2 separate regions of the Mus musculus genome follow, and region 2 is linked to region 1. A link is a contact called in ENCODE Hi-C or POLR2A ChIA-PET data. All regions are on one chromosome and are shown on one strand. Each heading gives the region's core, a stretch centred on a gene start or an enhancer-like site at or near the end of the contact. The rest is flanking DNA. Distances are from core to core; before and after follow the strand shown.

Evidence for each region. Hi-C counts contacts between places; a loop is a spot of excess contacts on that map. ChIA-PET counts read pairs that join two places held with the same protein, here RNA polymerase II (POLR2A).
Region 2: a loop to region 1 is called in a map of v-Abl transformed pro-B cells, with 2.4 times the contacts of the local background. The contact joins the promoter of Erap1 here to the promoter of Sdha in region 1. A Hi-C loop is called at or near these places in 1 of 37 maps with a recorded cell type or tissue (v-Abl transformed pro-B cells). POLR2A ChIA-PET finds 5 or more read pairs at or near these places in 1 of 5 experiments (Patski).

Annotation. Positions count from the first base shown.
Region 1 is chr13:74,348,084-74,354,107 of GRCm38, forward strand. It overlaps Sdha (succinate dehydrogenase complex, subunit A, flavoprotein (Fp)), which reads right to left and starts at 2,157. Exons shown (of 15, transcript NM_023281.1): 1 at 2,063-2,157. The coding sequence starts at 2,125. Ccdc127 (coiled-coil domain containing 127) reads left to right here and starts at 2,234. Exons shown (of 3, transcript NM_001168659.1): 1 at 2,234-2,325; 2 at 4,773-4,903. The coding sequence starts at 4,783.
Region 2 is chr13:74,637,705-74,643,728 of GRCm38, forward strand. Erap1 (endoplasmic reticulum aminopeptidase 1) reads left to right here and starts at 2,149. Exons shown (of 19, transcript NM_030711.5): 1 at 2,149-2,189.

The sequences.
Region 1 (6,024 bases), core at 907-3,406:
GGACACTGATGTACAAGAAATGAAGCAAAAGGATTGATTTTATAAAGGATTTATTAAAAGGCTTGCTTAGGAGACATTAAGTCACACAAAATAGTATTTAGCTAAGGAAGTGTTGCCTTCAAAAATACCTCAAAGATATGACTATAGTAACCAGGTGTACTGGCTAGTTTTGTGTCAACTTGACACGGCTGGAGTTATCACAGAGAAAGGAGCTTCAGTTGAGGAAATGCCTCCATGAGATCCAACTGTAAGGCATTTCCTCAATTAGTGATCAAGGGGGAAAGGCCCCTTGTGGGTGGTGCCATCTCTGGGCTGGCAGTCTTGGGTTCTATAAGAAAGCAGGCTGAGAAAGCCAGTGGAAGCAAGCCAGTAAAGAACATCTCTCCATGGTCTCTGCATCGGCTCCTGCTTTTTGACCTGCTTGAGTTCCTATCCTGACTTCCTTTGGTGATGAACAGCAGTATGGAAGTGTAAGCTGAATAAACCCTTTCCTCCCCAACTTGCTTCTTGGTCATGATGTTTGTGCAGGAATAGAAACCCTGACTAAGACACCAGGCCTGTTGGACATAAGTAAAATTAAGGATTCTAGGATGTAAATGTTTCTTCAGCAGGATTGAGCAGCCATTAGACTCTTTCCCTTAACAAAGGAGACAAACCGAATTACAACTAGTAAGCCCATTTCTCTTTCAAAGACCATTCCTCTAGAAGGCAGTCCCGGGTGACAATAAACTTTAAATATGGTATTCCATAAAGCTCCACTTCTCTTCTTAACAAAGCCTAATTCTGACAGCTGGACGAGATGCCCATAGGCAGGAACAATAAAGATGCACTTAAAAACAATTCAGGCAATGAAAAATACCTTTGCTGTGCAAATCTCCCACCTGCCTAAGTGGCCAGACTTGCAGTCTCCTGTCTCTGTCTAAACTGGTCAAAGCATAAACTGGATCTGGAATAGGAAAGGAATTTAAGGATGCCAACATATGTGGTAAGCATAAACCTAAGGTGTATACAAGTTAATAAAAATCTTCTATCCTTGACTGTTCCTTTTGGGCATTAGCCAGAGCTGGGCTCAGACTATCATTATTTTTTTTTTTTTTCCTTGAGTGTGTGGAGTGAATCCTGGGCATGGGGTGGGCTCACCTATTTCTGCTACAAAAGAATTCTGCTACAATTATAGGTGGCTGACTTATTATCTCCTGTAAAGGGCTTCAATGATCAGGACTTAAAACCCTTCTTGCAGAGCCCAAGGGATAGAGGTGGAAGTAGGAGTTTGTGGCAGCAAATACAAATCACAGAAATTATCAAGGTTTGAAAATGCCTTCTGGCCTTGCAAGAATAGCTGCCAACTAACCCTTGAACATTTCATTGAACATGCATTTTAATATCTATTTCAGAAAATAGACAACTGCAGCCATAATTTGATGCACAATGCAAGTCGATACTGTTCAATGTCTTAGGGCCTTTACTTTGTAATTAAATTGTTAAGTAGGTAGGTGAGACAGAACTTTAAAGAACCCAACCTGTCAAATTTAGTTTACGTTAATAAAACCCTAGGAGTGTGACGAATAACAGGTGACCGGCAAAGAGTGCACTGAGACAAGATCTGACAATCTGGGAGGCCAACATCAGACCCCTGCAACCCTGAGTCACTGTGTACCTCTTCAAATGCAAAAAGAAGTCGCAAGACTGGATGAACACGGTGCAGAAGTCTCACCTGGTATCTTCAAATATCTCTTTGATATTTAAAAACAGTAGCTAAGGCCACTACACAAAACCTGTAAGCTCATCACTTATAAGTCTTAGTGTCGACACCCAGACTACCAACGGATTACTCGCAGACCCGTCCGCATCCAGAATGCAACAGGCCGGTCCCTCCCTTTAACCTTGGAGAACTTCGCTAGACCAAGACGGGGAAGGCCAGACTCCACGCCCGCGACCTCGGGGTCGTGACCTTCGCCGGAAAGCAGTCGGCTTCGGCCCACTGCACCTTCCCAGACTCAGGCCAACTCGGGTGGAATCGTGGCGCACTCCTAGCGCCTGCCATTTCGTGGCACTAACTCACCGCCCCAGTTAACGCCAAGCGCCGCCCGCGAAGAAGCCTCGAAACTGCGCCAACCCCGGCCATGTCTGCCTTCCCGCAAGCCCCAGCGACAGACTGCGCTTGCGCACCGAGTCGCGCGGGTGTCGGGCTTGGAAGATTCTGCGCCTGCGCAACACGCCCCTCCTGGCTCGCGTGAGTGGTGGTGCGCCTGCGCCCTGTAAACGCGGCGGTGGCAACACGTCTGAGGTAGGGTGGCAGCAACGCTGATGGGCTCTGCTCCAGGGGTAAGTGAGGTGCCAATGTCTTTAAAGTGCTTCTCGGGTGGTTCTTGTTTGCCAAAACAGAGAGGGTCGGATGATCTGGAGAGATGGAAGTAGGGTCCTGGGGCGGAGATCGCAAGCTCCATAAGAGCCCGTTTTGTTGGGCGCTTGAATCTCAACTAATGGGGGGGGGGGGGGGTACATACTGCCCTGGACTTCTAGAGTAGGTAGGAATGATGTCTTGGTGGCTGGACAAGGAGCAGCTAGCTGCACTGGGCTACGTAAAAGCCAGGATACTGAACTAGAAACTATATCCAAAGCTTTCGTCTTCGTTACAGCAGCTGGGAAGCTGGAGGCCCGGCCTGTTGTCATCCTGAAAGCTGCTTAGATCGTGGCTAGCATCCCATATTGCAAACGCGCTCTCATTTGATCACTTTCAGATAGTTTTTCTATTTTTCTAGTGAGTATAGCTGAAATGTTCGGTGGAATTAAATAGCATAAAAAGTAAACCAATAATCGTAATTGTTTCCTGAATTTTCAGTTAATATTAGATTAAGGTTTTCCTCTTGGTGCACAATCTTTATGACCATTATTTTGAATTGTTTAAGTTTACAATGAACCGTTCCCATTTTATTTCTTTGTTTTTTTATTAATAAATAAGGAAATATGGAATATATTCATGCACAACACTTTATATTTTGAATTATTTCCTTGAACTTTATAACCCCAAAATGGATGTTGTTGGTGCAGAGGAAATAAATATGACAGCTTACCCTACAAGGGTTCTGCGTTGGTGGGTTCAACCAACTGCAGATAAAATATATTTGGGGAAAATGTGTCTGTTCGGAGTATGTACAGACTTTTTTTTTAACAAGGGGGAAAATAAAACAGATGAACTACTTAAGTGCCTTTATACCTTATTAGGTATCGGTGACTTAGAGATAAAGTATTGAGCAGATTATATTCAAATACAGCATTGTATATGGGAGCCTTGGCTATCTTCAAGGCTTTTGGTATGAGATGGGGCTCCCCATCAGATATCTGATGGATGGCTATACATAGTAGGAGGTTTTTGAAAGTTGCCTGCTTTTAGTGTGTGTATGTGTGTGTGTGCATACATACATATATATATATGTATATACACATACATATTTCTAAATTAGGCATCTACCATACGTCATACGTATTAATTCTATAGTTCCTATAAACCGTTACATTCTGAGCCATGTATTATGGTTATATATTTATTGTTCATTATTGTGCATCTTAACATGTTAAACAAGGTTTGTTAAAAACACTAAAACTTTCAAAATTTGGGTTGAATTACGTATTTCTTACATGGATCTTGGTTAACTATTTTGTGTTTATTGTATTTGTACATATAAGCAAGCTGAATGTTTTTATGACTTTACAGTATGAGAACACCCATCGAATATGGGTACTTTTTATTTTATTTTTATTTATTTGAGACAGAGACTCTCTGTATAGACCTGGCTCTCCACTATGTAGACTAGACTATCTTCAAACTCAAAGAGATCAGCCTGCCTCTGCCAACTTGAATTCTGAGATTAAAAGCATGCACTAACATGCCTGGCTAATATGGGTAGTTTGTAAACTAGTAAATTTATATTAATATTGGTATCCAGCCTAGTTTGTGAGTTATACCCTAATATGAAGCAAGGGATTTTTGTAATCCTGATCATGATCCTCATGTAAAAAGATTTTCTTTGATTTTTGTCTGTAGAAAACTGCTCATTCTTCAAACCCCAGGTCATATAAAGCAAATGTCTATTGTGGATTCACTTTTATTGTTTTATTGTTATCTCTGTACAACTGTATTAAAGTCTTACAGAGACAACCAATAAGAAACATGTACAGTCATGCATCACTTAGTTAACAGTGGAGACAGATTCTGACAAATGTATTGATAGGGGATTCCAATTTTATGTAAATCCAAGAGTGAGTTGAGCCTGCTCTGACATTAAGCAATATTAACGTGGAACTGCTTTATGTGTAGCTCATTGTCAACTGTAATTTTTTTAGGGTTTGTGATGGTATGTGTGCAGTAAAATGACATTTGATTTATTATAAATAATCAGTATAGGCACCCAAATGCTTACCATCATACAGAAACACTTCTCAGGCACTCCTCGAATGATGTCTAACCAATTAGCTGGGCATGCTGAGATGCCTTTTTTTGGTCATGTTGACACACAAGATAATAATCATTACAACAACCACACATCTAAACATGAAGGGAAAAATCACTACATTCTACTTGTACTTCACTTGAGACATGCCTCCCTCCCACACAACACTGTGACTTCTTGAAATCACATAGGATGCCATGCTGTGCAGCACATACAGCTGAAAATTATTTTCTTGACTAAAATAATGTATATAGATGATATAACCATAATAGCCATGCTCTTTCTTTTATATAGTTAATATCTTTTTTCATTTTCTTCAAGGTATAGCTCCATGAATAACTTAAACGACCCCCCAAATTGGAATATCAGGCCCAATGCCAGGGCTGATGGGGGTGATGGAAGCAAGTGGAATTATGCCCTATTGGTGCCAATGCTCGGATTGGCAGCATTTCGTAAGTTATGGTTTTCTGGTTCAAAATTATGCCAGGAGTACCCGGGTTGCTGTCTTTAGGATTTGGCCAGTACAGTGCGGTTTTATCCTATACAGTGGCTCTGTGACAGAGTTAGCCTTTCTGATCCTCAGTTTACCTATTCCTAGAAGGTAGCTTATCCTGCCTCAATACATTGTGAGGATTAAATAATGCAGAAGCATTTGGTGTAGGTTAGGTTTTAATAAGCTTTAGCTTTCTCCCATTGCTTACTGTTCTAAGGGGACTTCTTTGCCTTAATTGCCTTCCTTGGGACCTACAGAAAAACTGACCTGAAAGAAAGCCAGTTAGGATATATGTTTAGTATATTTAAAGTCAGTATTTGGGCAAGCTTGCCCAAGGGTGGGGGAACTACAGGCTAGAAATCCTCACATTTAAATTAAGTAAACACCACTGAGACTCTTATGAGTCATATACGTACATGCTCACACGCTCTCTCCCTCTCTCTGAACTATACCTTGAAGAAAATGAAAAAGATACTAACTATATAAAGAAAGAGCATGGCTATTATTGTTATATCATCTATATACATTATTTTAGTCCAGAAAATAATTTTCAGCTGTATGTGCTCCACAGCATCGCATCCTATGTGATTTCAAGAAGTCACAGTGTAGTGTGGGAGGCATGTCTCAAGTGAAGTATATCTTTACCTGTGATGGGGACACATCACTGATATAGTACTGGCTTATATTACTTCATGTCTTGTGGTCCTGGTTGTCATCTAAGAATATGAGAACTGATGATTCAGTAAACCTAAAGCAAATACTGTCCTATATGTGTAGTGATCATTCTGCTCAGTAGCTTTTTATGTGCCCGAAATTCTTAGTTCAGAAGTTTGCCATGGAGAAAGTAGGGAGTGTCTTAGTCAGGTTTTCTATTCCTGCACAAACATCATGACCAAGAAGCAAGTTAGGGAGGAAAGGGTTTATTCAGCTCACACCTCCAAACCGCTGTTCATCACTAAAGGAAGTCAGGACTGGAACTCAAGCAGGGCAGGAAGCAGGAGCTGATGCAGAGGCCATGGAGTGGTGCTGCTTATTGGCTTGCTTCCCCTGGCTTGCTCAGCCTGCTTTCTTATAGAACCC
Region 2 (6,024 bases), core at 899-3,398, 290 kb after region 1:
AGAGATCTACCTGCCTCTGCCTCCCAAGTGCTGGGATTAAAGGTGTGCACCAACACCTCCTGGCCACAGTTTTTTTTTTGAGTCTCCCTGTGAGCTGCCATGTGGATGCTAAGAGTTGAACTGGAGTCCTTTAGAGACGCAGTCAGTACTCTTAATCTCTGAGCTATTTCTGTAGTTCCCATTTGCATCTTCTTTAAGATTTAGCCCCTTTTGGAATTTGGCTGATCTTCTAGGCCCTCCCCTACCAGCCATCATCACAGGGATGTGCAGCAAATCACATTAAAGGACTAGTAAGGACCTGTTGTCTACCACATACCATCAGCTGATGTTATTCAAGCTCAGAGCTTTATTGCTGCTCAAGTATTTTGTTTTGTTTTGAGACTAGAATTCATGGTGGTTTTCCTCCCCTCCAGGCTGAGATTAGAGGCATATGCTACCCAAAAGACATATGCCACAAGTAGCTGCTAAGAATGCGATTTTTAGGATTGCTTGGCTCAGTTTCTTAAAAGGTGACTGAAAATTACAGGGAGCTGGGTTTTATTTTTAGTACTGTTCCATAGATGCACTATGTATTTTAGTAGTTTAGTTGTTGGTAGGCCACAAGGACACAAAGATTTCAGGATGTAGTGGTTGGTATATACCACAGTACCAACTACTCTGAAGGCTGAAGTAGGTAGCCCATGAATTCAGTCCAGGCTGGACTATATATGATGCTTTATCTCTTGGGGTGGGAGAAAGGATATTATATTATCCACCTTAATCAGGCCTAGTTTATGTTGTGCATAAATGTGCTAGTTTGAATAAGTTTAGCCCTCATAGACTGATGTGTTTCTATGCTTGGCCCATAGGGAGTGGCACTATGAAGAGGTGTGGCCTTGTTAGAGGAAGTCCATCACTGTGGAGTTGGGCTTTGAGCTAACCAATGCTCAAGCTCTGAACAGTGTAGAATCTGAGTATTCTTCTGGCTACATTCGGATCAAATATAACGCTTGGTTCCTCCAGCACAAGTCTGCCTGCACCATTCCATACTTCTCACCATGCTGATAATGGACTAAACCTCTGAAACTGTAACCCAGCCCCCAATTAAATGTTTTCCTTTGTAAGAAAAAAAAATGTCCCTGGTGGTACATAGTTTTTGCAAAAACAAGCATTGAAAACAGTGTTGAGAAATAATGCTCAGAGGCTTGGATGCCAAGTTCTCAAAGGGCAGGACACTGAGAACTAGGCCTAAGCAAACTGGGGAACAGCCAGGATAATATTTGGACAGGAACTAGAATGTGTGTTTGATTACTTCTGTGTAAAACTGGCTTTAAATTTATTTATTTAAATGTAGGAGTGCTGCATGTTCACCTACCTGCCAGAAGAGGGCATCAGATTCCTTTCTAGATGGTCGTGAGCCACCCTATAGTTTCTTGGGAATTGAACAAATGAACTCTGAAAGAGCAGCGGGTTCTTAACCACTAAGCCATCTAACCTTGCCTGGCAGCGGTAGCACACGCCTTTGATCCCGGCTCTCCAGGCGGATCGGCAAGTACGAGGTCAGACTGATCTACAGCTAGGGCTGTTTCAAGACAGCTAGGGCTGCACAGAGAAATCCTGTGTTGAAAAACCAAAAATAAATAAATAAATAGCAATCCTCTGTAGTGTAGTGTCTTTTCCTTATTAGGGGTAGGGAAGTTCTGGGGGCCACCTCTAATCTCCCCCCCCCCCCCCCCAGCATATAAGGTACCTACACTGAACAGAAAATCCCCAGAGCACTCAGAATTTGACTTCCCAGGTTGAATCTTTTGGGGGTGGGGCAGGGCTCTCAGATGAAAACATCTGCATCCAATAGGTGTCCTTCCAAGTTGGCAGGCCAATGCCATTTTGAGCACTACCTTTGCACATTGCTGCATTTCTTCCGTTAGTGAAGTTAGCAAACAAAACAAATACACCACGAGATGTGGAGGAGAAAAAAGTCCACGTTTTGATGGGTGCGCCTCCCTGCCTGGTGCTCTGCCAGTCCTGGAGAATGCATTCCCTATCAGGGTCCCTAACTTTGAGTTCCCGAAGCCCTGGCTAGATCCCTTAGGCTTGCTCTCTTTTAGCGCCTTAGCAGGTTCACTTCACCCTCAGCCCCACGTGCCCTGCCGGTCCACCTTCACTTTCACTTTCGGTCCCGGGCGGCCAGACTGGCGGCTGTGATGAAGGTGAGGAGTCTCGGCCTGGCCCGGTGGAGGACTGGGCCCGCACGGTACAGGGCTGTGGGCAGCTGAGGGTGGGCTCTGGCTAACCGACCCCGGTGGAGGCCCGGGCTCAAGTGCGCAGGACGGGCGCGGAGGATCGGGAGCAGGAGTCTGAGCACGCCGAGGAGCGTGAAGCCCCGGCAGGGCGCTGCTGGCCGGCCCGGCCCGGAGAAAGCCGAGGCTGCCGGGCCGGCGTACTCGCTGGCTCGAGTGAGTCACTGGCAGGAGCTGACCACGAGCCGCCTAGCTGCTGGAGACTGGCCAGCGGTCCATCCCACTAAAGCCTAATGGCGACCAGGGAGGACTGGGCGGACCTAGGGAGCGGCCTGTGGAGAACACCTTGAGAGTATTCCCAGAGAAAGCGAAGAAGCGCTGGGGAGGGCACAGAGTGTCCGGAAGGCTCCCTCTCTTCCGCCTGTACTCCCTGCAAACCGGGCCCCACTCCCAACTCGGTCCCTCTCCCCCTCCCTCTCCCGCTCCCCTCTCCCTCCCCCTCCCGCTCCTGATCACTATCTGGATCCCGCCCCCCAAGGCTACATGAGGCCATTATAGAGAAAGCTTTATTTGAACTTGTTTGAGCAAAATGAGTGCCTTTTCTGTTATGTTGCTAGAATGGTTAATTTCCTAAGAGGAAGGGAAGGACCAAGAGAACACACTTTGTTTAAACTTTTATTGATGGTTCTTTGGGTAACCCGGGTTTGGAAAGACAAACTGTGTTTTCTTTAGAAAGCCAGAATTCCTGTCAGCTCCATATATGGTCAATAATTTAAAACCTTTTTAAAATTGGCCACAGTTGTCAAAGCTCCCACCTCCACCCCTTTCCTGCCATAGGTTTTTTTTTTTTTTTTTTTTTTTTTTTTTTTAGATTTATTTATTATATGTAAGTACACTGTAGCTGTCTTCAGACACACCAGAAGAGGGCATCAGATCTTGTTACGGATGGTTGTGAGCCACCATGTGGTTGCTGGGATTTGAACTCCGGACCTTCAGAAGAGCAGTCTGGTGCTCTTACCCACTGAGCCATCTCACCAGCCCCCTCCACCCCTTTCCTGATCAGATTTGGAAATGTACCTTGAATCAGCAGCTTTTTAAGGTGGCCCCAAGAGGAAAATTCTAGTATATTTACATAGTTTTAATTCTGCATTGAAATACTTTGTTAGAAGTGACGAGCCATTTTCAGTGCATGTTAACAGAAGTTGGATTATCCTGGGGGCTGTTTGAAAGCTTATGTGTTGCTGAGATTGTTTTACATTCAGTCCTAATACAAGTGGGAAATCATCCAAACAATTACCTTTAACTTCCCTGAGGACCATGAGGAGTCAGAATCTCCACATACAGCTTAAATAAGATTTCTAAAATGGCAGCAGACTCTCTGGCTTGAGCTAAGTTAGGTGATAGAGCCTAACTTAACAGAGGATAACTTCAGTTTCATCACATGAAAAAGGAAAGTATTTTACAACGTTCTTAAACTTAAAACAAAGCCTGGAGTGGTATGACATTATTATATCTGTGCTAAGAGTCCTCCTAGAAATTTTATTTGGGAGTCTTCTTTCAGACATCAAAGTTTTACATGTTAATAAATGAACCCACAATTCTTTCTTCCTTTTCAAGTTATTGTGTTCCAGGTACCACTGAGACACCAGTTCCATTCAGGTATGGTTGGTTTATTGAACGAACACTCCAAGACTGATTTTACTAAAGGATTCAGTGAGGAGTCAGGATCCAGAACTGTGACTTCAGACAGTCCCCAGAAGCAGTTTTTATATGGGAAAAAACAAACAGGCGCATTTACAACCTTTGCAACGTTTAGGCTATCTAGCCTAGGGGATCTCTAAAGTCCATGAGGTTCCTGACACAGCACAATAACAAATTGGTTTTACCAGGGCAAGGAACAATAATAGGTCAAGTTAAGGTTAAGAGCTACAAAATGAAGGTTGAGGTAATATAGCAGAGCTATTGTCAAGTTCTAATATTTAACAATTGTACTTCTAGGCTTTTCTAGTTCAATAAAAGACACTGATCCCTATTTGATATTCATTCTAGACATTCTTGTAGTCTTTCTTAATAACTGTTCTCTCTCCTACCCCAACTTCTAGCTCATCCTAAATACAGAGTAGTCCCACTCCCTTGCAAACTTATCCCTAGGCTTCCTGCTTTTTGCTTTCAATTCTTTATTGTAATACCAGAGCTAAACATACTAGAACATGACCTAAGATTGGTTAGGATTAGCCAAAGAATTTTAACAGTGAAATACCTCTCACTGCACTGGGTTTTATCAAGCCCCTCTCATGTAGGTGCTGTGTGGGAATCTAAAGACCATTGCATTATTGCTTTCCAGCAGTCTCCAGTGCAAAAGTATAGGAATAAATGCACTAATGAGAGCATTATGAAGCAGGGCTAGGAAAATGCCATGAGGGGGACACAGAAAGTACTGGGAAAGGTCAAAGAAGTGTTTTCTTGTGTCTGGAATATTCCAGGAAGGATTCTTAGGGATGCCTTATTTGAATTGAACCTTGAAAGATAGGAGAAAAGTATTGAGGGAAGGGAATCCCGGAAAGAGGTGTAGATGGAGAAAAACTTGCCATGTTCAGTTTGAGAATTGCCAAACCCAAAATGTATATTAGGCATGGGTTGTAGATGGGGTGCGTGGATAGAGCCTTGGTTCCCAGACTTGGGGTTGGGGGTGAGGGGTGGGGATAGAGAACCTGGTTACCTGACTCGGCAGTCTAGGGGGAAGAGGGGCCTTGGAAGACTACTTTGGTGATGGTTTTCAGTCCGGTGATGAAGAACCTTCATCTCTGTGACTCAGTTCCAACATCCAGTGAGTGCCCGTGGATCACCAGATCAAAGGACACAGTCCTTTGGGAAGCTATGTTAGGAAAGAGAAGAAGACAAGTGAGAAAAAATTAGTCCACTAAAATGTCATAAGTTTCAAGATAAAACTCTCCTGGATTCAACAGAACACATAAATCAGTGGCATTTAATGGCTACTGATAATTTTAAACTTATTCCCTTAGATTAGGTACAAATATAAGGCAGATAATTTACTTTTTAGGAAAGACCAAGTACTTCTGTGAGATTGCCTCATCTATCCACTGACTTTTCATAGATAAGCACTGACATTTGTTATGTCTGTAGCATACCCTAGTTTGGTTTCCTTTTATTGAAGCCTTCAAACACAGTTACATTCCCCCTAGTCCCATTATACGCTCATTTGTGCTAAGTTCTCGGTGTGAGGCCTTACCACACTAGCTGCTCATGAGCCTGTCAACTCAGAAACACTTGCAGCTTTTGCATTTTCTGAGCTTCTGGAGAGTGCCAGGGACTTATAGAGTAGCTTGCCTGTTTGAACCTGCCACATTCATATCACTTTCTTCTGTCTTGGACCAAGATGAAAGCAGACTGTCACTTCTGTTTTCTCTGTCTGTCCACCTTCAAGAAAACCCACCATTTTGTTCCTGCGTTGGCATTGTGCCTGAGAAGATAGGTGCAGGGGTTTTATGCTATATTAGCATCTAAGCTTAATTTTACTTTAAGTTGTGTCAGTTCTTCAAAAATCTGGAGTTGTCTTTCAAATGGTTTTAGATTTTTAAAAAAGTAAACCAAAACCCACTATTTTGTCTGTTCACACTATCTGCCCTTTTCATTTGGGTGCTATCTTTGGAATTGGGTTGTAGTCTCCACATAGATGTTATAGGGAACCCTTTCTGTTCAACTACTAGATACAGCGACAACAGCTAGTGACAAGGTTGATGGTTTTTAACTCTTGGGCTTGGGGTCGGGGTTAAGAATGGACAAT